Linked DNA regions of Homo sapiens: region 2 is linked to region 1. A link is an interaction called in ENCODE POLR2A ChIA-PET data of the cell type or tissue named here. Cell type or tissue: HepG2. All regions are shown on one strand. Each heading gives the region's core, and the rest is flanking DNA. Links, peaks and the distances in the headings are about the cores only.

What was found. ChIA-PET counts read pairs that join two places held together with the same protein. Peaks named below come from ENCODE experiments on the same cell type or tissue, not always from the same donor. Only the 100,000 strongest peaks of a DNase experiment are listed, where the experiment ranks them.
Region 2: POLR2A ChIA-PET joins it to region 1 with 12 read pairs; 3 of 35 experiments call an interaction of 5 or more read pairs at or near these places.

The regions. Positions count from the first base shown.
Region 1 is chr14:100,746,123-100,756,773 of GRCh38, reverse strand. No RefSeq gene overlaps it. Among named protein-coding and RNA genes, the nearest start is that of DLK1, 25 kb to the right of the region's middle. RefSeq lists an enhancer at 439-1,638. In HepG2, for the core only: a CTCF peak has its summit at 7,613 (motif pointing right); DNase peaks (open chromatin) are centred at 2,543, 5,593, 6,373 and 9,603.
Region 2 is chr14:100,658,020-100,668,670 of GRCh38, reverse strand. All of the region lies in intron 1 of LINC00523 (long intergenic non-protein coding RNA 523), which reads right to left. Among named protein-coding and RNA genes, the nearest start is that of LINC00523, 6.1 kb to the right of the region's middle. RefSeq lists enhancers at 1,572-2,073, 6,950-8,149. In HepG2, for the core only: a CTCF peak has its summit at 5,205; DNase peaks (open chromatin) are centred at 2,988, 5,200, 5,603 and 8,010; H3K4me3 peaks cover 393 bases.

The sequences.
Region 1 (10,651 bases), core at 1,608-9,607:
ATTTTCTGAATCTAATAAAGTGTCTTTTTTTTGTAAATAGTATATAGTTGGATTCTGGTTTTTCGTACAATCTGACAATCTCTATCTTTTGATTTGAGTGCTTATATTTGATGTAATTATTGATATGGTTTAATTTACATCTGACATTTTGCTATTTGTACAATGTGACAATCTGTCTTTGGATCTGAGTGTTTATATTTGGTGTAATTATTGATATGGTTTAATTTACATCTGACATTTTGCTATTTGTTTTCTATATTTCTGATGTCTTTTGCTTCTCTCTTCCTGTTAGTGCATTCTTTTGTGTTAAATAGATATTTCACAGTGTACCATTTTAATGCCTTATTTTCACTATATTTTAAATTTTATTTTCTTAAAAGTTATTCTGAACATTACAATATGCACTTTAATTTAAAATAATCTGTATGGGATTAAAACTAACTTTATTCCAATAAGATATAGAAATTTTGCTCCAATATATCTTCCTTCTTTTCTCATTTCTTTGTGCTAATACTGTCTTATAAAATGCATCTTGATATATTACAAGCCTAACAATACAGTTTTATAATTATTGCTTTATTCAGTTATGTTTTACATCAATTAAGAGAATAAACAAGTAAAAAAACATATTTATGCTAACATTTACATTTACCTTCACAAGTGCTCTTTATTTCTTCATGGAGATTCAAGTTATCGTATGATGTGATTTTCTTTAGCCTGAAGGACTTCCTTTAGCATTTTTTGTAAGGCAGGTCTGCTAGCAAAGAATCCTTCCCGTCTGTTTATCTTGGGATGTCCTTATTTTGCCTTCAGGTTTGAAAGATAATTTTGATGGATATAAATTCTTGATTGATTGGTTTCTTCTTTCAACACTTTGAATATCCTACTGCCTTCCAGCTTCCATTGTTTCTGAAGATAAATTAGCTGTAATCTGATTGTGGTTCTCTTATACATGATGAGTCATTTTACTGTTGTTCCCTTGAAGACTTTGTCTTTGATGACATATGTTATAGTCACAGTCTTTGCCTATGGTGTGTCTAGGTGTGGATTTCTTTGAGTTTATTCTATGCTATGATCTGAAGGTTTGTGTCACAAAATTTATATGCTGAAATTCATATGCTGAAATCCTAACCCCAATGGTAGTAGGAGGTGGGCCTTTTGTAGATTAAGCTATGAGGGCAGAGCCTTTGTGAATGGGATCAGTGTCCTTATAAAATAGGCCCAAGAGAGCTTCTTCACCCCTTCTGCCATGTGAGGACACAGTGAGAAGGCACCATCTGTGAACCAGAAAGCCAGCCCTCACAAGACACTGAATCTGCTGGCACCTTGATCTTAGACTTCCCAGTCTCTGGAACTGTAAGAAATAAATTTCTGTTGTATCTAAGCCACCTAGTTGATGGAATTTTGTTAAAGCAGTCCAAACAGACTAAGACATTCCACTTGGAGTTTGTTAAGCTTATTGTATTTACATACTAATATTTTTAAGCAAATTTGGGACATTTTCAGCTATTCTTTAAAAGAAAAAAAAAGGTTTTACCCCTTTCACTTGATGTTGTCCCACAGGTCTCTGAGAAGTGCTGTTCATTTTATTCTGTTCTTTTTTCTTTCTGTTCTTTAGACTAAATGGTTTCTATTGCTTGTCTTCAAGTTTGCTGAGTCCTTCTTCCTCTAGCTCAAACCTGCTGTCGAGCACCTCTAGTAAATTTTCATTTCAGGTATTATACTTTTCAATTCCAAAGTTTCTATATAGTTCTCATTAATACTTTGTATCTTTTTGTTGACTTTCTCTGTTGGTTAGACATTGTTGTCTCATACTTTACATTATTTCTTTGTTTTCTGTTTTTTGTTTTTTTTTTTGAAATAGGGTTTTGCTGTGTTCTCCAGCCTTGTCTCAAACTCCTGGCCTCAGGTGATCCTCCCACCTCAGCCTCCTGAGGAGCTAGGATTACAGGCATGTACCACCACACCCAGCTGCTTTAATTATTTAAACATAGATTCCTTTAGACCTTTGAACATGTTTATAGTAAATTATTTTAAGTCATTGTCTACCAAGTCCAATATCTGAGCTTGCTCAGAGATAGCTTGTATGCACTGCTTCTTTTCTGTGTATGACCACATTTTTCTATTTATTTGTATGTTTCACCATGTTTTTGGAAACTAGAAGCTTTGGATAAATATTATAACAAATCTGAGTTCTGATTTGTCTCCCCTAGAGGCTATTGCTGCATTTATTTGTGTGTTTAGTGACTTGCCTGGATAAATTATTTAGAGCCGGTCTCCCCTCCAGTGTGCAAACATGGAAATCTTATTTGTTTGTTTGCTTAATTCCTGCCTTCATTTTAAACCTTTTCTATAGATTAAGCATAATCTGGGTAAGCATCCTTAATAGGCAGCCAATGATTGGTCAGAGGTTTTGCTTAAACACCTTCAGCCAGTAAGATTTCTGCCCTTTGGTGTGGTGAGGCACACACTCAGAGGGCAGGCAGTTTACAAGTGTGCCCACCTTCACTTGCTGTTTGTGCAGGGCCTCGTGGTCAGCCAGGAACAAACAGATAACTGGGCCCTCTCCACTCTCTCCTGCACATTCCTACACCTTGGGCAAGTGCACAGCATTCCAGATTCTTAGAAATGTGTCAGGTTTATCAAAGCCCCTATGGTTGTCTTATTTCCCAGCTCTTTCTTGTAAATTTTTGGCTGGTTGCTGCTTTCCCAAGTCAGTGTCACAGACTTAGGTAGCTGTGACATTGGCCTTCTTTGATTGTCTGCTATAGAGATGGCCTCTGTTTTGACAGTGTTTCTGGACATTGTGCTTTTCTATGGAGCTCCAAATTAGATCAGCCCCCTCTAGCAGCAGCAAGACTTCTGGGTTTATGGTTGCCACACCACAGAGTTCAGAGAGAGGTGGGTGGGAGCAGCCCTGTGTTGAAATGGCACAGACCCCGCCACTGTCAACAAAGGCTCAGCTGTTTTTATTAAATAAATGTCTTTCCATTTGTTATTTGTCTTTGGTTAATGTCCAGAGTTCCGAAATGGTTGTTTTTGGCAATTTTGTCCAATTTTATCATTGTTCTTATAGGGACAGGATTTGCTGTGGTCCTCCTTCCACCTTTCTCCCCATTTAACTTTAAGCTCCACTACTGCCAGTCACTTCAGGCTCCTCCTATCAAGAGACCAGTAGGCAAGGAAAGGGGTCACCATTCTGGCAGGAGAAATCAACCCTGATCATCAGAAAGAGATAGGGTTTCTATTACATTATGGAGCCAGGAAGGAACACATTTGGCACCCAGGTTATTTTCTGGGCATTTCTTGGCACAGTTTGGCCCAATTTGATCATAAGTGGGCAAGTGCCACAGTCATGACCAAAGCCAGTGCATGGTGACGAAGGTTTCAGACCCCTCAGAAATGAGGGTCTGAGTCACTCAACCCTATGAGCCGCCTAGATCATTACAGGTACTACAATGGGATGAGAAAAACCTGGAATGGGTGGTGGAGGTGGGAGACAATGAGCATCAGTCACGGCCTAAAGATCAGCTGCTGTGGTCGGGGCAGTCGGTTCATCCCAGCAATGCTCCTCTCGCAACTTGTCCCCAGGAAAAGAGGCCCATAGAATCCAGGAGGAGTCGCTCTCAGGAATTATCATATGAAATAAGGGGAGTCAAGTGGCATGAGGTGTGGACTGTAACCTGTGCTATTTGGGACTGAAGCATTAATTTCCCCAGCTGCTGGAATGGTTGGTGGCTGACAGCACTCAGCTGGGTCCACCTCTCCCTGGTGCCATGCCTTTGGCTGAAGAAAGCCTCACTGCCCACGGTCAAAGGCCCTCTCCTGTGGCAATCCATATCCAAAGATAGGTCAATATGGAGATACAAAGACTCCTCCCCAACCCCCACCCCAATGTGGGACAACTCTGAGAGGATGTCTAAAGCTCCATGGGGATTGTCTGAGACTTTGTCGCAACTGCAGAGCAATTAAACTCATCCCACCGCCCTTCTTGGTTCCTTCACCCCCACCCTCCTCGGGAGGTGTTGATCAGGAGAACATTTCTCAAAAAATCTCTTGTACATAAATTTCCACTCAGTGTATACTTCCAGGGGAACCCCACCTGCAACAATTGGTATCTCACTCTCTTGTTTCAATCATGCATAATTAAGCCCAGGCAACACAGCGATAACTCATCTCTACAAAAAATGTAAAAATTAGTCAGGCGTGGTGGCACACACTTGTTGTGCCAGCTACTTGGAGGTTGAGGCAAGAGGATCCCTTGAGGCCAGGAGTTTGAGACCAGCCCGGGCAACATAATTAGACCTCTGCCTCTACAAAAAAAAAAAATAGAAAGAAATTTTAAACATTAGCCAGGTATGGCGGCACACACCTGTAGTCCTAGCTACTCAGGAGGCTGAGACAAGATCACTTGAGCCCAGAAGTTTGAGGCTGCAGTAAGTTATGATCGTGCCACTGCGCTCTAGCCTGGACAACAGAATGAAGCCCTTTCTCAAAAAAAAAAAAAAAAAACCATAATTAAGCCCAACAATTAACATGAATGAATCCTCCTCCTCTATTTTTCTGGCAGCAGACAGGGAGAAAAGGGTGGCACACACAAAAAAGTCTAATTGACAGATGCTAAAATTGAGGGCAACTGTTTTATGAATAGGTAATTAAATCTTTTTGTATGCCAATGTCTCATCATTGTATACCAATGATGAAAAATGTTGCTTGCAGAAGAACTGCCACCTCTGGGATTTTTATAATAACTTCTGACAATTATATAGAATTTACAAGGCCTAAGCTGGAAACAACTTCAAATGAGGGACTGAGTCTGATGTGTCCGCAGTACCCACATTGGGCACTGCTCCTAGAAGAGGCTGGGACGCATTTCCTAAGTGAACGAAGGTGAAAACCCTTTCGCATGTGTCTTGTCGCACTGGTCTCTTCCAACACCCACTGCAATGGTGGGTTTGAGTCACATAGTAGTTGAGAGCCATGGCTTGGAAACTGTACAAGCCAGGACCCCATCAGCGGAGCCGAGCCACTCAGACAGAGAGGGAGAGAAAGGGATCCATTGCAGGGAGTTGACCTCACACAACTGTGGGGCCTGGCTAGGCAGTCTCTGTAAGTCTGTTGTCTTTGCATCCGAGGCTGGAGCTCGGAGAACAGAAGGCAGTGGGGAAGGCAAGAGAAATGTAAAGTGGGCAGATCGAGAGCGAGCCGGGGTCCATAGCAGAGCGGGCCCCACAAGGACAAGCACACCCGGCTCAATTCTTTTTGCCTCTAAAATTGGTATGAGTAGCCCACAGGATCCCAGGGCTTTCATCGCAGAGCGAAACACACATGCCTGGCCCAGGAGCCAGGGAAGCAGAAGGAGGATCCGGGGGTGTGGTGCAGCCATGGGCCCAGCCAGTCTCATGTCAATGAGGTGATCGGAATATCAGCAACCTCATAGGTGAGTTACACAACGGCTGTTCCTTCACCCTGCCTTCTCAGTCTCCCCGGAGTCAATACTGTGGCCCACTCTCACCAAAAATACACAGGAAAGGAAGTTCTGGGTAACATAACTCAGCCTCGCTAAGCTGATACATTACCCATACACCAAAGTCCACCTCTTGTCAACTTGACACCCAGGCCCCATCTCCTCTCCAAAGTATGAATGAGACTCACAAAGTCATCCTTCTGGATTACACAACTATCTTACAGCTACACATTACACAACAGCCCTGCCTATACCTACAAATACACTAACCTTTCCCCAGAAGAGGATAGAAAGTCCTTTTTTCCCCTTTGGACAAGGTTGATTCTTCTAGCTCACTCACACTGCCTGTTTTAAATTCTGCAGCCTAGATACTGAGATACGAAGCTAACTACTGGTTCCGCATCTTATGCTAGATGATGAGATAAGAAAAGAAAACAAAAAATACACATACATATAAACATATTCAAAATAAGGAAGAAAGACCCATGGTTATTACAGTCCTCATTTCTGCCACTGGTTACATCGTCCTAACAGGCATTGATAACTAACTCCTTCCAATGGCCATTTCATATTCCCTTTGGCTTTAGCGAGCATTCCAGCTACTCATGGTTTTTTGCTTTGTAGAGTGCCCCAAGCATTGATTCATGAAGACTTTGGGCCATTGGAGGTTCTGCCTGAATTGGGCTGGTAAAGATTTTCATTGGTTTTAATCACAGGGCAGGGGAGGAATAGAAAACACCCAAGGGTCTCCTGCAATTCATGGGTGCATTGGCAATCCAATCTCTCCTTGATCGGGATTGATCAGGATCAATCACCCCAGCCAGTACAGTGACCCCCCTTCTTCGCTTGTTGACTCAGCAGTATGAGGAGCTCAAAGTGACCGGATGGCAGTTTCAACATCCAGCTTTGCTATAGTTTGCATAGGGTTTGTTTGGCTCCATCAAGTCTCTTCTTGAAATTTGGCCCTGGGTGTTAGCCGTGGAGGCCTGGTGGGGGGGTGTTTTGCTCAGAGGAGCAGATCCCTCATGAACAGGCTCTTAGTTTCCACGGGAACTGGCGGTTGAAAAGAGCCTGGCACCCTCCTTCTTTTTTATTTTTTATTTTATTTTTCATTCTTTTGAGAGAGTGTCTTGCTCTGTTGCCCAGGCTGGGGTGCAGTGGCGTGATCACGGCTCACCTCACTGCTGCTTCAATCTCCCCAGCTCAGGCGATCCTCCTGCCTCAGCCTCCCAAGTAGCAGGAACCACAGGCACAGCTCCCATGCCTGGCTGAATTTTTTTTTTTTTTTTTTTTATAAAGACGAAGTTTCACCATGTTGCCCAGGCTGGTCTTAAAGTCCTGGGGTCAAGTGAACCTCCCACCTTGACCTCCCAAAGTGCTGGGATTATAGGCGTGAGCCACCACACCTGGCTGGCACCTTCCTTCTGCCTTACTTGCTGCTATGTGATCTCTGCATATGCTGGCTCCTCCTCACCTTCCACCAGGAGTGGAAGAACCATGAGGCCCTCATCAGATGCAGGTGCCAGCACCATGCTTCTATTTTTATTTATTTATTTTTTTTGAGGTGGAGTCTTGCTCTGTCTCCCAGGCTGGAGTGCAGTGGTGCAATCTCGGCTCACTGCAACCTCCGCCCCCCGGGTTCAAGTGATTCTCCTGCCTCTCAGCCTCCTGAGTAGCTGGGATTACAGGCACATGCCACCACGTCCAGCTAATTTTTGTATTTTTAGTAAAGGGAGGGTTTCGCCATGTTGGCCAGGCTGATCTCGAACTCCTGACCTCAGGTGATCCACCCACCTCAGCTTCCCAGAGTGTTGGGATTATAGGCTTGAGCCACCGTGCCTGGCCAGCACCATGCTTCTTGTATGGTGTGCAGAATTATGAGCCAAATAAATCTCTTGCTTTATAAATTATCCAGTCTCTCATAGTCCTCATGGGAATGCTAAATGGACTGAGACAAGCTCAAGGTAGTCATTGCTGTGTCAATGCCGAAAGGACTTGGTAGGCCCATGTGTGTACATTTTGGCAGAAGCATTGAGGGCAGGGAAGGCAAATTTCATCCAGAGTCAATATCTATTCCAGCGAGAACAAAGTGCTACCCCTTTCCATGATGAAGTGGCCCAGTGCAGTCGTCTGCCTCTAGGTGGCTGGCCGGTCCCTGGGAAGCGGACCATGGCAGGATTCAGTGCCGGTCTCTGCTGGTGGCCCATCGGGCTCTCAGCAGTGGCTGTAGATGATTGGCTTTGTGCAATGGAAGCAGACGTGGCTGAGAGTGTGCAACCTCCACTCCTTCCTGCTTTGCTCAGGAGCCTATATGACAAACCCAAGCATAGGCCAGAGAGGAGACTGCCATCCCCAAAACAGGTCATCCCATCCACCTGGTTAATAAAATCTTCCTCTGCTGAGATCACCCTTTGATGACTTTCACTGAACTTTCGCATGAGACACAAATATCTTCACACTCTATGCTGATTTGGAGAGGTCTATCCACTTACCCACTTCCTCAGACCTTCTTCTCACTGGTTTCTCAATTGTATTCCAATTCCAGTTCTCTAACCGCTTAGCCAAACCATTAGCCAGAGCCCACAAATCAATACAGACCCGTATCTCTGGCCAGCTCTCTTTTCCAACAAAATGAACAACCCAGATTCTGCGAATTGGTAGGATGTCCCCTCACCACAGGCCTTCAGGGCCATTTCAGAGCGGGGCCACCTGTTGCAGCTGTCTGCGCTGGGGTAGTATCTGTGTGTCACACAGAACCATCTATAAACCAGGATGGAAATGCCTTCCTCAGTGACCTGATCATGGGGACCTCCCCTGAGGCCATCAATACAGATTGATAGAGAGAAGGTGGCACAGCTGAGAATAGGGGCTGCAAGCTTCAGAGTATCAGAGTCACTTCTTCTTCTTTTTTTTTTTCCCCCTTTTTTGAGACAAAGTCTCACTCTGTCACCCAAGCTGGAGTGCAGTGGTGCTATCTCAGCTCACCGCAACCTCTGCCTTCCAGGTTCAAGTGATTCTCCTGCCGCAGCCTCCTGAGTAGCTGGGATTACAGGCGCCCACCACCACGCCCGGCTAATTCTTCTTTTAGTAGAGTTGGGGTTTCACCATGTTGCCCAGGCTGGTCTCGTACTCCTGACCTCAGATGATCCACCTACCTTGGCCTCCCAAAGTGCTGGGATTACAGGAGTGAGCCACCACGCAGGGCCTTGAGTTGCTTCTCACTCAACTTGCTTTTGCCTAAAGCATTTGCTCCAGCCTGAGCCTATACATTCGTTTCCATGCGACACAGGAGTACCACTGTGCACGACCAACCTTTTGGCTGTGTGGGTCTGACTGTACTTAGTCCACAGTGAGTGTCTCGGGTCACCTAGTAACTTGGCTGCCCATGGTCAAGAGCTCATTCTCAGCCGGACGCACTGGCTCATGTCTGTAATCCCAGCACTTTGGGAGGCCAAGATGGGGACATCACCTGAGGTCAGGAGTTCAAGACCAGCCTGGCCAACATGGTGAAACCTCATCCCTACTAAAAATACAAAAATTAGCCAGGCGTGGTGTTGGGAACCTGTAATCCCAGCTACTTGGAAGGCTGAGGTAGGAGAATTGCTTGAACCGGGGAGTTGGTTGCAGTGAGCTGTGATCACGCTACCGCACTCCAGCCTGGGAAACAGAGCAAGACTTTGTCTTAAAAAAAAAAAAAAAAAAAAAGAGTTCAATCTCTGTGGAAGCCCAGGAGCAAGTCAAAAGTGGTTTCTCAATGACACCCGAGCGGAGAGTGGTTCTCCACAAAGGAGGGCAGCACCTCACTCCAAAATGTGAATGGTCTGTGCTGTGATTCACCTGGGAGGGGGTGCCAAAAGCTCGGAACAACTCCCCAGGGAAGTGCCTCTGACACTGCAGACACCACTGGATCTGCTGGTTCATATGGCCCAAGAGGCAGAGCCACTGGCACGGCAGCCTGGATCTGCTGTGCAGCCTTCTCTTGTTCTGGGTCTCTCTCAAAATTGGCAGATTTTCACATCACTCAGTAAATGAGTCAGAATAGCACGCCCAAGCACAGTCATACCTCACTTAATCAAAGAGGTATGTTCTGAGAAACGCATCATTAGGCAATTGCGTTGTTGTGCAAACATCATAGAGTGTACTCACAGACACTTAAATGGTACAGCCTACTGCACACCGGAGCGAGGTGGTATGGTCTATTGCTCCTAGGCTACAGACCTGTACTGCATGTGACTGTACTGACCACTACAGGCAATTGTAACAAAATGTAAGTATCTGTGTATCTAAACATAGAAAAGGTACAGTAAAAATACAGTATAAAAAAATAAAAACTGGCCAGGCGGGGTGGCTTATGCCTGTAATCCCAGCACTTTGGGAGGCCGAGGCGGGTGGATCACCTGACGTCAGAAGTTTGAGACCAGCCTGGCCAACTTGGCGAAACCCCACCTCTATTAAAAATACAAAAATTAGCCAGGCCTGGTGGTACATGCCTGTAATCCCAGCTACTCGGGAGGCTGAGACAGGAGAATCACTTGAACCTGGGAGGTGGAGGTTGCAGTGAGCCAAGATCACGCCACTGCATTCCAGCCTGGGCAACAACAGAGCAAGACCCTGTCTCTAATTAAGTAAGTAAATAAATAAATAAATAAATAAATAAATAAATAAATTAAATTAAATTAAATAAAACCTGGTCCACCTGTCTAGAGCACTTACCATAAGTGGAGCTTGCAGCACTGGAAGTTGCTCTGGGTGAGTGAATGGGAAGGCCTAGGACATTCCTGCACACTACTGTAGACTTTATACACACTGAGCACTTAGGCCACACTAAATTTATTTTAAAATGCTTTTTTCCTTCAATAATAAATCAGCCTTAGCTTACTGTAACTCTTTAACTTTGTAAACATTTTAGTCACTTTTAACTTCTTGACTCTTTAGTACTAACACTTAGCTTGAAACACAAACATTGTATAGCTGTACAAAAATATTTCTTTCTTTATATCCTTATTCTATAAGCTTTTTTCTATTAAATTTTTTCTTACTTTTTAAACTTTTTTCTTAAAAACTAAAACCCAAACACACACATAAGCCTAGGACTACCCACGGTCGGGATCATCAGTATCACTGCCTTCCACCTCCGCAGCTTTTCCCTCTGGAAGATCCTCAGGGGCGGAAAGCATGGAGCTG
Region 2 (10,651 bases), core at 1,043-9,042, 88 kb after region 1:
GCCTGGGTGCGGGGCGGGGGTTCCAAGGCATTCTAGCCCAGGGAAGGCTGCCTCCATGGCTGTGCACCAGGACGCCTGCCTGCCTCCCCGACATGTGCTGACTGGACTCTGCCCCCAGTGGCTCTGGACACAGCCCATTCCTCTCAGGGCATGGCCTGGGACTGTGTGTACATGGGGGAACATATGAGTGTGTGCGCAGGTGTGTGTGAGGGTAGATGGTGTGAGTACATGTGCACCTGTGTGCATGTGTGAGGCTGCTGGGTGGTCCGTAGCTTACAGATCAGCTATAGCAGGGTTTCTTGAAGAGCCAGCAGTTGACCCCCTCCCTTCCTCAGCCTGATTCCAGAAGCTTCCTTCATGCCCACCCCTCACCGCTGCCCCTGTCCATCTTGGTCTGCCTCCTCTTTGTCTTCTGTGCGCATCTCCCCCTGCACTGGACAGGGCTCTTGGCACTCCTTGCCTCTCAGACTCCATCCAGGAAGCCAGAGACCACTGCCCCTTCTCATGCCTCCGACCCCAGCCAGCCGCTGAGTTAGCATTGGGGCGAGCCACCAGGCCAGGCCCACTGTGCATGCCTGGTGTCCCAGGTGTGGTCACAACTGGCCAGGTGGCCAGGGGAAGCTGCATGGACTACAGGAAGATCTGGCCACGGCTGCTCTGGGTCCTGAGGCCAAGCGGCCCCCTCCGTGAGAGCCCAGCTGCCTGGCACTGCCACAGGGACTGTTTTTTCGAGATGAGACCAGGCATCAGCGTTTAGGGGACAAGAGAGGGCTAATACCCATGTCCACCCAGCCAGGGAACATTTGATCCACTGGCGAGCAGCGAGGGGCCGCTTCCGGCCTCCCGGGCGCCGCTGCTCTCCATCTGTGTGCGTGGCTAATGAATGCTCCTCAGGAGGCCTGGAGAATTCGCTTCCCGGGGCCCAGTTGCCTCCTGGAACGTGAGTGGGTGACCGAGGACATTTCGGGCAGGGTGCCCAGCCACCCCTTCTTAATAACCGTATGGACATCCATGTTCTGCCCAGACCCTCTGCTGCCCAGGGAGACTCCCGGCCCTGCATGTGGGCCAGGCTCCTGCCTCGCCCTCTCCAGCCTCAGTCTCCCTCCTACGCTGAAAGGCTGAGTCTGGTGATTTCAAACCTTCTTGCTATAAAGCATAGTTCTCCAAACATGCTCTCATACACGTGCCCCAAATGCACAAAACAGATCAAAATGGCCCAGGAGGGCTGGGGCCACATAGACAACCAGGGCAATGCAGGGCCCAGGGTGGATGCTGAGGGCCAACATTCCTGCACTCAGCCTTGGTGGGTCACTGCATCTCTCTGAGCCTCAGTTTCCTCATCTGAGAAATGGTGATGATGTCGTCCTCCTGGAAGAGGTGAAGCTCAGTGTCTTGCAGGCCAGGCTTTGTCCTCTGCCTCCCCAAGCTCACGTTCCTCACCTGTAAAATGAAGAGACTCAAGCCCCACTCGCCTCCCAGAAGGCCATGTGCTATTCAGACCCGTGATGGTGGCTACAGTCACACAGGCGGCTGGAGAGAGGGGGCCAAGAGCCTGGGAGAGGTAGGGCCAGGGGAGTGAAGGCTGAGGGCTGGGGGACTACCGCGGGTGTTCCGCTGAGGCGTCAGCTCTCTGCAGCCCCTCTCCAAGATGCCTGAGGTAGGCTTGGGAGGCATGAGGGCGACCTCAGCACTTTTCACCAGCTCCACCCACCTCACAACCCCCTGGACGCCTGGAGATGCAGGCCAAGACTGTCTGAGCTACTGGCATAGTCTGTACTTATCCCCCTGAATTCTTCCCTGTGTCTCATGAGAAGGAGAAGCACAGTCTCACATCTCCAAAGCCAGAATGATGAGGGGGTCCACTCTGTCCCTGAGCTCTTTTTCTTCTTTGTCAATAATATAAGGAGGGCACCAGCCTGTCTGACCCTAGAATCTATCACTCTGCAATGCCTGCCTGGATGGCTGCTGATCTTCACCCAGAAAGCCAAGGCTGTTGAGATAACAGTACCAACTCAAAGAGAAAGGAAAGCACGGGATCGCTGTAGCAAGGGGCCAGGCAGCATTCTAGTCCTTGGATGGGGATCCATGGGGGAGGTGTCCCTGGGCACAGCACATTCCTTCCCTGTGCAATGGAAATCCCTGCCCCCAGGTGAACACAGTGGGAAGGGCTGGAGAGTGGAGAGCAGGGACTCGGCCAGGCTGGCTCTGACCCACTCAGTCCTCTCTCACCTGCTCTGTCTGTCTGGATCCCATTGAGTGCTCAAGTCACTAAAGCACTACCGTTTACAGTCATTTGCTAAATGGATGGTCCACACCTGGGCAGTTTGTCCCAAACCCTGAGGCAGGGTTCATCCTGCTGTTCCTGAACAAGAACTTCCAAGGCTGGTCTGGGGGAATAGAATCTTCTAAAGTTTTCCAGGTGATTTTCCACAGTCAATGAGAAGACCTGGGTAAGGGTCCATGAGCCTACACGCTACCAAAAGCGCCTGGGAAAGCGCAAGGGGGAAAGCCCAGGTGTTAGGTTCCGAAGGCGCTGGGGAAGCCAGGCTGCCCCGAGAACGTCCCCCTCTGAGAGATTTTAGGTGAGTCACCTCTCTGGGACTTCAAGAGCCAGCCCAGTAGCACCCTCCTCTGGGATGGAACCATTGGTCTTTCTCCCGCCTTCCTTCTGTCTTTGCCCCGACACTGCCACCAAGGCACTCGGCACAGTGAGTGTTGCTTCCCATGGAGTGTGAGCCACCGACTGCCACCACCACCAGCTCATGCCTCTTCTGTGCCAGATGAGTCAACTGCCTTAAGTAATTCTCACAGCAACCACCTGCCATTCTGCCCACTTTCCTGGTCAGTAAACAGTGCCTCACACAGAGTTGCAGCCTGGCTGAGTTGCAGCTCAGCTCCACAGACTCAGAAGCAAGTCAGCTTTTGATCACGGAACCTCCTGGAAGGCAGAGTCCCCGGACTTCGCCCTCCCGCCCTCCCTCTCTTCCTCTTGCAAACAGTTGTTCAAGGTCTGCTGTGTGCCAGGCATTGTCCCGGATGCCAGGGCTGTGAAGACACATCAGAACGGCCTGCCAGGGGAGACAGATGCTGGGGCAAATGCTCCCAGGGCAGGGTGGCAGGAGCTGGAACCGAAGGGAATTCAGGATGCCATTTAGACTACAGGGTCACAAGGAGGAAAAGGATGTCTCTTTGGGGGTGGGGTATGGAGAGACGCCACAGACAAGGCAGAAAGTCTTTGTTTTCCTGGGGCCCCCAGCACACAGCAGGAATGGCTAAAAGCCTAGAGGACACAGCAGAGCTTCCAGCCTGTTTCTTGCTCGTCTCAGTCATTGAAACTCCTCAATTTCATGATTGTACCAGCCCACATCTGTTTATGCGCTCATCGGAATCCGCGCTGACAATGTATTTGTTTAATTTCCAGCAAGAAGGGGAAGATTTGTCAGGGTCAGGGATACGTCTTGCATAAAACATTCTGATTAAACTCTGTTGGCCAGAGAATTACTTTCCCATCATACTTAGAGAAATCTAGTTGTTTCCTAATTGGAGTCGCTGCCTCGCCAGCGTGTTCACCATTTACAGTTCACTCTCTGCCAGATGTTGCTTGATTGTAAATTCCTCCCCAGAAGGGGGCCCCAGGTGTCTTGGGAGAGGTGCTAACTGGCACAGGCCATGGGAGGCCTCTGCATGCTGAGCTGGAGGAGAGCCAGTGTCCTAACTGGAGGCCGGGAAGAGAACGTCCTTGTCTACAGTGGCCGAGGGGGGTGGTTATTAAAAAACATGGGACCAGGGCCAGGTGCGGTGGCTCATGCCTGTAACCCCAGCACTTTGGGAGGCCGAGGCTGGTGGATCACAAGGTCAGGAGTTCGAGACCAGCCTGGCCAGTATGGTGAAACCCTGTCTCTACTAAAAACACAAAAAAATTAGCCGGGCATAGTGGCACACACCTGTAATCCCAGCTACTCAGGAGGCTGAGGCAGGAGAATCGCTTGAACAAGGGAGGTGGAGGTTGCAGTGAGCCGAGATCAAGCCACTGCACTCCAGCCTGGGTGACAGAGCAAGGCTCTGTCTCAAAAAAACTAAAACAAAAAAACCATGGAACCAGCAGAGTGTCTCAGCATCATCAGCTGTCTGATAGGTGAGAGCCCACTTGGAGCCAGAGATGGGGAGGGCTATTGTGCTAGCTTGCTGAGGGCTGAGTCGGTCCTTGGCCTTGACAGAAGGGGCCGGCAGAGGGGCACTGCAGGAAGCCAGCAAGCAGGAGGCCTCACTCAGCCTTGGATGGGGCAGAGAGATCGCCAAGAAGGCGCAGTAAGGAGCTGTCTGCCTCCCGAGAGGGTTTTGGGTGAGGACAGACTTTGAGTCTGTCTTGAGGAGAGTGGGGGGGAAGCAGGAGGAAGAATGGGGAGCCACCACTTACTCTATGTCTATTGAATGCCAATTCTTCATATATGTAGCAGTCCTGCTAAGTAGTGGTTATTACGCCTATTTTTCAGATATGGAAGCTGAGGCTCGCAGAAGTATAGTGGCTCATCTGGAGTCACAGCCAGAAAACAGAGGCACAGGAATGTGAACACAGGACCCAGGATCAGTATACCTGGAGCCTGGCCCACCGCACACAGTAAAAACCACAGGAGGGCAGAGGAGGGGGAGGTCACCACAACCCTTGGTGCACGACCACCCACAGGAATACAGAGGTCTCTTTTCACTGTGCTGGCATGGCTCATGATCAGTCAGTATACAGGAGACACAGACCCTCCCACAGTGCCCCTTCCACGTTCACAGCAGACATTGCTAATCAATCACAGCATGCCTCCAAGCACCAACACCAACAATCAGGGTTGGTAGACTGGATGGACCAATTCGCCATCCTGGGCTAGTTCTTTGATTTTAGTGGCTGAACTGTTCAATGCAGCAGCCACGAGCCACATATCGTTACGGGGTGCCTAAAATGGAACTCACATCTAAAGTGCATTTAAGTACAAACAGCATGTTGGATTTCGAGACACAGTCTAACAAAAAAAAAGTAAAGTATCTAATAAATGTCGTGTTGATTACATGCCAAGATGATACTATTTTGGATATACCGAGTTAAAGAAAATATAACACTAATTTCACTTTTCTTGTGTACTTTTTAGAAATGTGGCTTACGTTCGGTTTCCGTTGGACAGCGCTGGTCTCGAGTTCAAGCTGTGCCAACAGCGCCCCTGGTGGCCGAAGTGGGTAAATTCATCTGACCAAGGGCCTGTTTTTCTACTGGAGACCCTGCGCAGGTTACTCCACGGTTCTGCACCTGTTTCCTCATCTGTGAAATGGGGACAATAATAGTTCCTATCTCATAGATTGCAATTCAGGAATAGATGAGTTAAAATATGGAAAGTATGTGAAGCAGCACCTGGCACCGTAATAAACGCTGAGTGACAGTTGGCTATGTTTTTATTATAGCATCTTGTTGACTGGGAGGTAGATTGCAGGCCCTTTTCTCTCCTGGGCCTCCCGATCTTGGCCCCACTCCAGAGCAGCCTCCACTCCCCAGGAGAGATAGGAGCTGACGTCCATCAGGAAGAGCACAGCTTCCTGCTGTGTACACCGGAAGAGGCCCCACCAGGCCAAAGCCATGAAGCCATCACTGGAGCCACTTCCTGTGTCTCACTAATAAGCTTCCCCATCACCCCTCACTGGGGTTCTGGTTCCTACCTGAGCTCTTGAACCCTGAGCCCAGTTCAAATCTCTGGAGTCCTCAAAGCCCCCGACACTCTTGCTGTTCCCTGACTCTCCCCACAGCATGGTTGCTGACACTGATCCTTCCAGGAAGCTGCTTAACTCAGTCCCATTTCCCAACAAGCTCTGAGAGTCATTAAAAATAATAATAGATGTGCCTTTGCAGATATAAAGCAAGAATGGCTAGTTGTGGCATTTCTGCAAAGCTTAAAAAACACAGAAAAATTATTTTTAAAAAAGGAGGGGGGAAAGGCTTTTGTAATTCCACCACCAAGAGTCAGCCACTACTTACTATCTTCCTAGCTCCCTTTCTAGAGCAGTGCTGTCCAATAAAAATGTAAAGTGAGGCCGGGTGCAGTGGCTCACACCTGTAATCCCAGCGCTTTGGGAGGCCGAGGTGGGAAGATCACCTGAGGTCAAGAGTTCGAGACCAGCCTGGCCAACATGGCGAAACCCTGTCTCTACCAAAAATACAAAAATTAGCCGGGTGTGGTGGCATGTGCCTAGAATCCCAGCGACTCAGGAGGCTGAGGCAGAAGAATCGCTTGAACCTTGGAGGCGGAGGTTGCAGTGAGCCGAGATCACGCCACTGCACTCCATTCAGCCTGGGCAAAAAAAAAAAAAAAAAAATGTAAAGTGAGCCACATAAGTAATTTCACAATTTCTAGCAACATGTTTTGAAAAGTAAATTTCACCTGGCTCTTAACCAGGTGAAATTAATTTTAACAATATATTTTATTTAACCCAATGTATTCAAAATATTATCATCTCAATGTGTAATCGATGTAGAAATCTTCACGAGATCGTTTACATTCTCCTTTTGTACTAAGTCTCTGAAGTCCCGTATGCTGCTTGCACTCACAGCACCTTTCGATTTGGTCAAACTGCATTTCAAGTGTTCAGTACCCATGTGGCTCATGGCTGCTATATCAGAGAGTGCAGGTCTAGGGTGCTTTTTAAAGCAAATGGGCGAGTGTTGAGTGTGACAATGTTGGACTGTCAAGGCCTGTAGAGTTTGGGACCCTGCTAGTCCACACTTGCCCCTGAGCCTTGCAATAATGAAATCCCTTCCTTCCTCAGGGCCAGCTGCTCCATGCACACCATATAGAATCTATACACTCTTTCCCAAGAGCTCCATGCACTATTAGGTGGGGAATCATTGGATGTCAGGAAAAGAAAGGGCAAGATAGCTCCATGGTGCCCTGGGTCGACGATGGAGAAGCATGCCTCTGAGAGCCCTCCAAGGTTAAGAAACAGGGAGTCCCCAGCACCCCTCAATCATCCTCATTCACATTGCTACTGCCCCGTTTTCCACACTTCAGTTTCCTCGGATTTCGTACTCCAGGCAGAAGCTCCAAGACGCCTAGTACTTCAGGTTTGACATCCTGCCAGCTTGGGCTCCAAGCAATGGGCTCCCCGTACATTGCGAACCGCGTGTCTCCCAAGATGAAAGACTGTAAAAAAAAGATAAAAATAGTTCCCGGGAAAGGGACTGCTTCAGCTGGCCCAGTTTGTAGAGTCCCTGTTTCATCTCTGATGTGAATAATTCATCTCTTCTAAAGTGCTGCTGTTAAGTTAGGAGCATCATTATTGCATTTTTTTTGATGAGGCACTTCTTAAAAAATCATAAACACCCAGCACATTAAGAGGAGAGCCTGAAGTACGTCATTTAGAGCCATTTGCTCAGGCAGAACCCAGCGCTTGTGATCCGTGCCGTCAGCTTGTTCCCTAAGCTGACATATCAAAGCTGCCTTTGGTTTCCTCCTTTGCTTAGACTAGGGAGTATGACCTTGCTTCTTTTGAAGAGTTTGCAGAGGTGGCCCTGGAGAAGGAAACAGTCCGGCCTGGGAAGCAGGCGGCCGGAGGGCTGGCCCTTGCTCTCTTTGGCCTCTTCTCAATTACCTTGTGAAGACAAGCACAAGTAAACAACTCTGGAGTGAGGCCAGCTCAGTATACATTCTTGAAGAAGCCGAAGGGCACTGCGATATGAATAATAATATGAGTAACAGTGACTCATGCCACCATTAATTGATCACTTACTACATGCCAGGCCGCCCACACTAAGAGCTCTAGATGCATTATCTCATTTCATCCATGCAACGCTATGAAGAGGGACACTCCTATTATACCCATTTCACAGATGAGGGCACTGAGGCACGGAGGGCAGGGATGAGTCATTTGCAGGGCTGTCTGCTCCTGTCCTTCTCCACCTCTCTCAGTGGGGAGGGACACTCCCCTCCAATTGCTGATAGTCCCTGGAATCCCAGCTGAGCCCAGAGCAGGTCTGCAAAGAGGTCACTGAACTCCGTGATAGTAAGGTCAAGGCCACCCTGAAACCAGCCATCTCCTACAGAGCCAGGCTGCCCTCCCCTTGCACACAGGCTGCCTGGGCTTAAGTTCCGCCAACAGACTTGGAGCAGGAGGGCTGCGGGCTGCCCTTTGTATGCACATGCGTCTCCAAACCAGCCTTTTTACAAAATGTATTTTAGTTGTGGGATCCTTTATTCCCGTGAATTCTTATCCAGAAGCCCAAAATGTAGAATAGATTTTCAGGGAGTTTCCCTGGTTGAAGGGAGGCATGGGGGACCCAGAGACCCCTAGAACAGCCCTCTCAGCACCCTGGACCTGGGTGAACCAATGCTCTGAGTGACTTCTTTGTTTGACGAGACGGGTCAACTGAGTCCCGGGGAGGGCAGCCACAGGGCTAACATTTACTGCGCACTTGCCGCGAGCCTCACTGTGCGGAAGCTCTCTCGTTCTCTCCGGTTACCCCGAAGCCTCAGGCTCCCCTAGTTCACCAAGCCCAGGTTTCTGGGAGTGAACCTGGTCCCGCTGCCTGCTCCACACCTTGTACATCTTTGTCTCAGGTCTCGAGGGACAGGATTGAGGTGGCCCTGTCCCTTCTGTCCCCTCCATCCCCAATGACAACTGATGGGTTCCAGGTTTTCTGTTTCCCTTTAGCAGGAAAATGGAGCCCAGAGATTTGGTCTGGCTTCCCACGTGAAAAGTCCACCTGCTACTTGGCCGGTGTAGGTGTGGGCTGACCAGGTGCCTCCTGGCCTCTGGGGCCTCCTTTCTGGCACAGTAGAGCCGGGGTGGAGGGCGGCCCCACGGGGACAAGGCTTGGCAGAGCCAGAGGTGAAGTGGCCGGCATGGCAGCTATCCACAGCTGGGCCCAGGCCTGCCCCAGTGGTAGACACAGGGGCCCAGCTCAGGCCCCATAAGGAGGAAACTAGAAACAATTTTCCTCACCTCGCACAAATCCCATCCCAAATTCCCACCCACCAGCTTAGAGGGAGCGGAGGCCTGAGCTCATCTTCTCACGTGGAGCTCGGGCATGGTGCTGGGGCCCCAAGGCCCCGGAATCCCTGTCTGGGCCTCTGATCCCTGTCTTCAGAAGGTGGCGAGCCACCCTTCCGGCCTTAGGCCTGCTGACATGGGACCCAGTGTCTGTTTGTCCAAGTTCAAGGATTATGAAATGTGGGTTATTGCCCTGCTCTGCTGATACTGGCTCTGTGGGGCCTCCATCCCAACCCCCTGATCGCAGAAGCCCCAAGCTTTCTGGAGACGCTTGGCCTCGTTTTATTCTCCCAAGAAGACCCTGCGGTGGGCAGAGCAAGACTTTTAGCCCCATCTCCCTAGCGGGAGAACTGAGGAGTCACGGCAGTGCCCTGGCCCCAGCTAGCAGAAGTCTGGCAAGCTCCAGGGATTTCGAATCCTCTTGGGAATTCTCGCAGGAGCCAGTCCCCTTTTTGCCAAGTGACTCCCACACAGACCCATCAAACTTTGCAGGTCCCCATGGGGGAGCAAACTTTGCAGGTCCCCTGCAACTGGACGGGGACAGCCCTGAGTGGTGAAGCGGGGCTCTGTGGCATATCCCCCGGCAAGGAGCCCCCCTGGCCACACCCACTGTCCAGGGATGCTGCCCCCAGCCAGACCCTCAGCCTCCTAGTCCTGGACCGAGACAGGGTGGGCTCGGGCCACACATGAGACCTCCCGTATATGTCCTGGGCTAGCACAACTGCTGGGTTGGCCAGCACTGGGCTAGGTCTGACCCCAAGATGGAATAAACAAAGGAAAATCCATGACAACTGGACTTAGCTCAGGGTGGGCCCTGCCCTGACATCCTCTCATCCCGCAGAGCTGCCCACACACTCAGGGGCATGGAGGAGCCACAGGCTGGCCAGGGGCCCAGCACCCTGGAGGACACAGAGAGGCACGGAAGTCACCTGGGCTGGAGGGGAGGAGTCAAGGCAGCCCTCCCAGGGACAAGGCCCTTCCGGCTGCAGCTGCAGAGAGGGAGGGAGGAGGAGGAGCAGGTCTGCCCTCTGTTCTGACACCAGGGGCCTTCTGGAGCTCCCCCAATGCTGCTCTCCCCATGCTCCTCCTCCCCTCCATGGCCTAGCCACCTCCCCTTTGCCCTCCTGGCTGCAGCCTCTGCTCCCCTCCCCATCCCACTTGCCTGAGCCAGCGCCACCTGGCCACATCCTGTATCTGCCCTCACTGCCACTCCCCAGGGCCCCTAGTAGCCCCCTGCTGTCCACAGGGACAGTCCCACCCCTCCCCACCGGGAACAGAGCCCAGCACCATGTGGCCCCTCAGGCTGTCCAGCTCCAGGACTCCTGTCCTGGCCACACCCTGCACTGTGGCCCCAGGTGCTTGGGGGCGTTCCCTGCACCTCCAAGCTTTAGCCACAGGTGCATCCTCCTGCTGGAAGGTTCTCCCTCCCCTCCCCACCTACTGTTCTTGCCCCAAGACTGGTCTTCATAGCCCGTCTCTGGGGCCTCTCCCCATTCCCTGGCTCATCCACAGTGAACCCCTCCTGGCTTGTCCAGACCCCACCTCACCTGGACCACAGCTTGTCACAGTTGGCCTGCATGCCAGACAGTGGCTCCTCGGGGCAATGACAGCATCTTTCTTTTCTTGAGCTTCT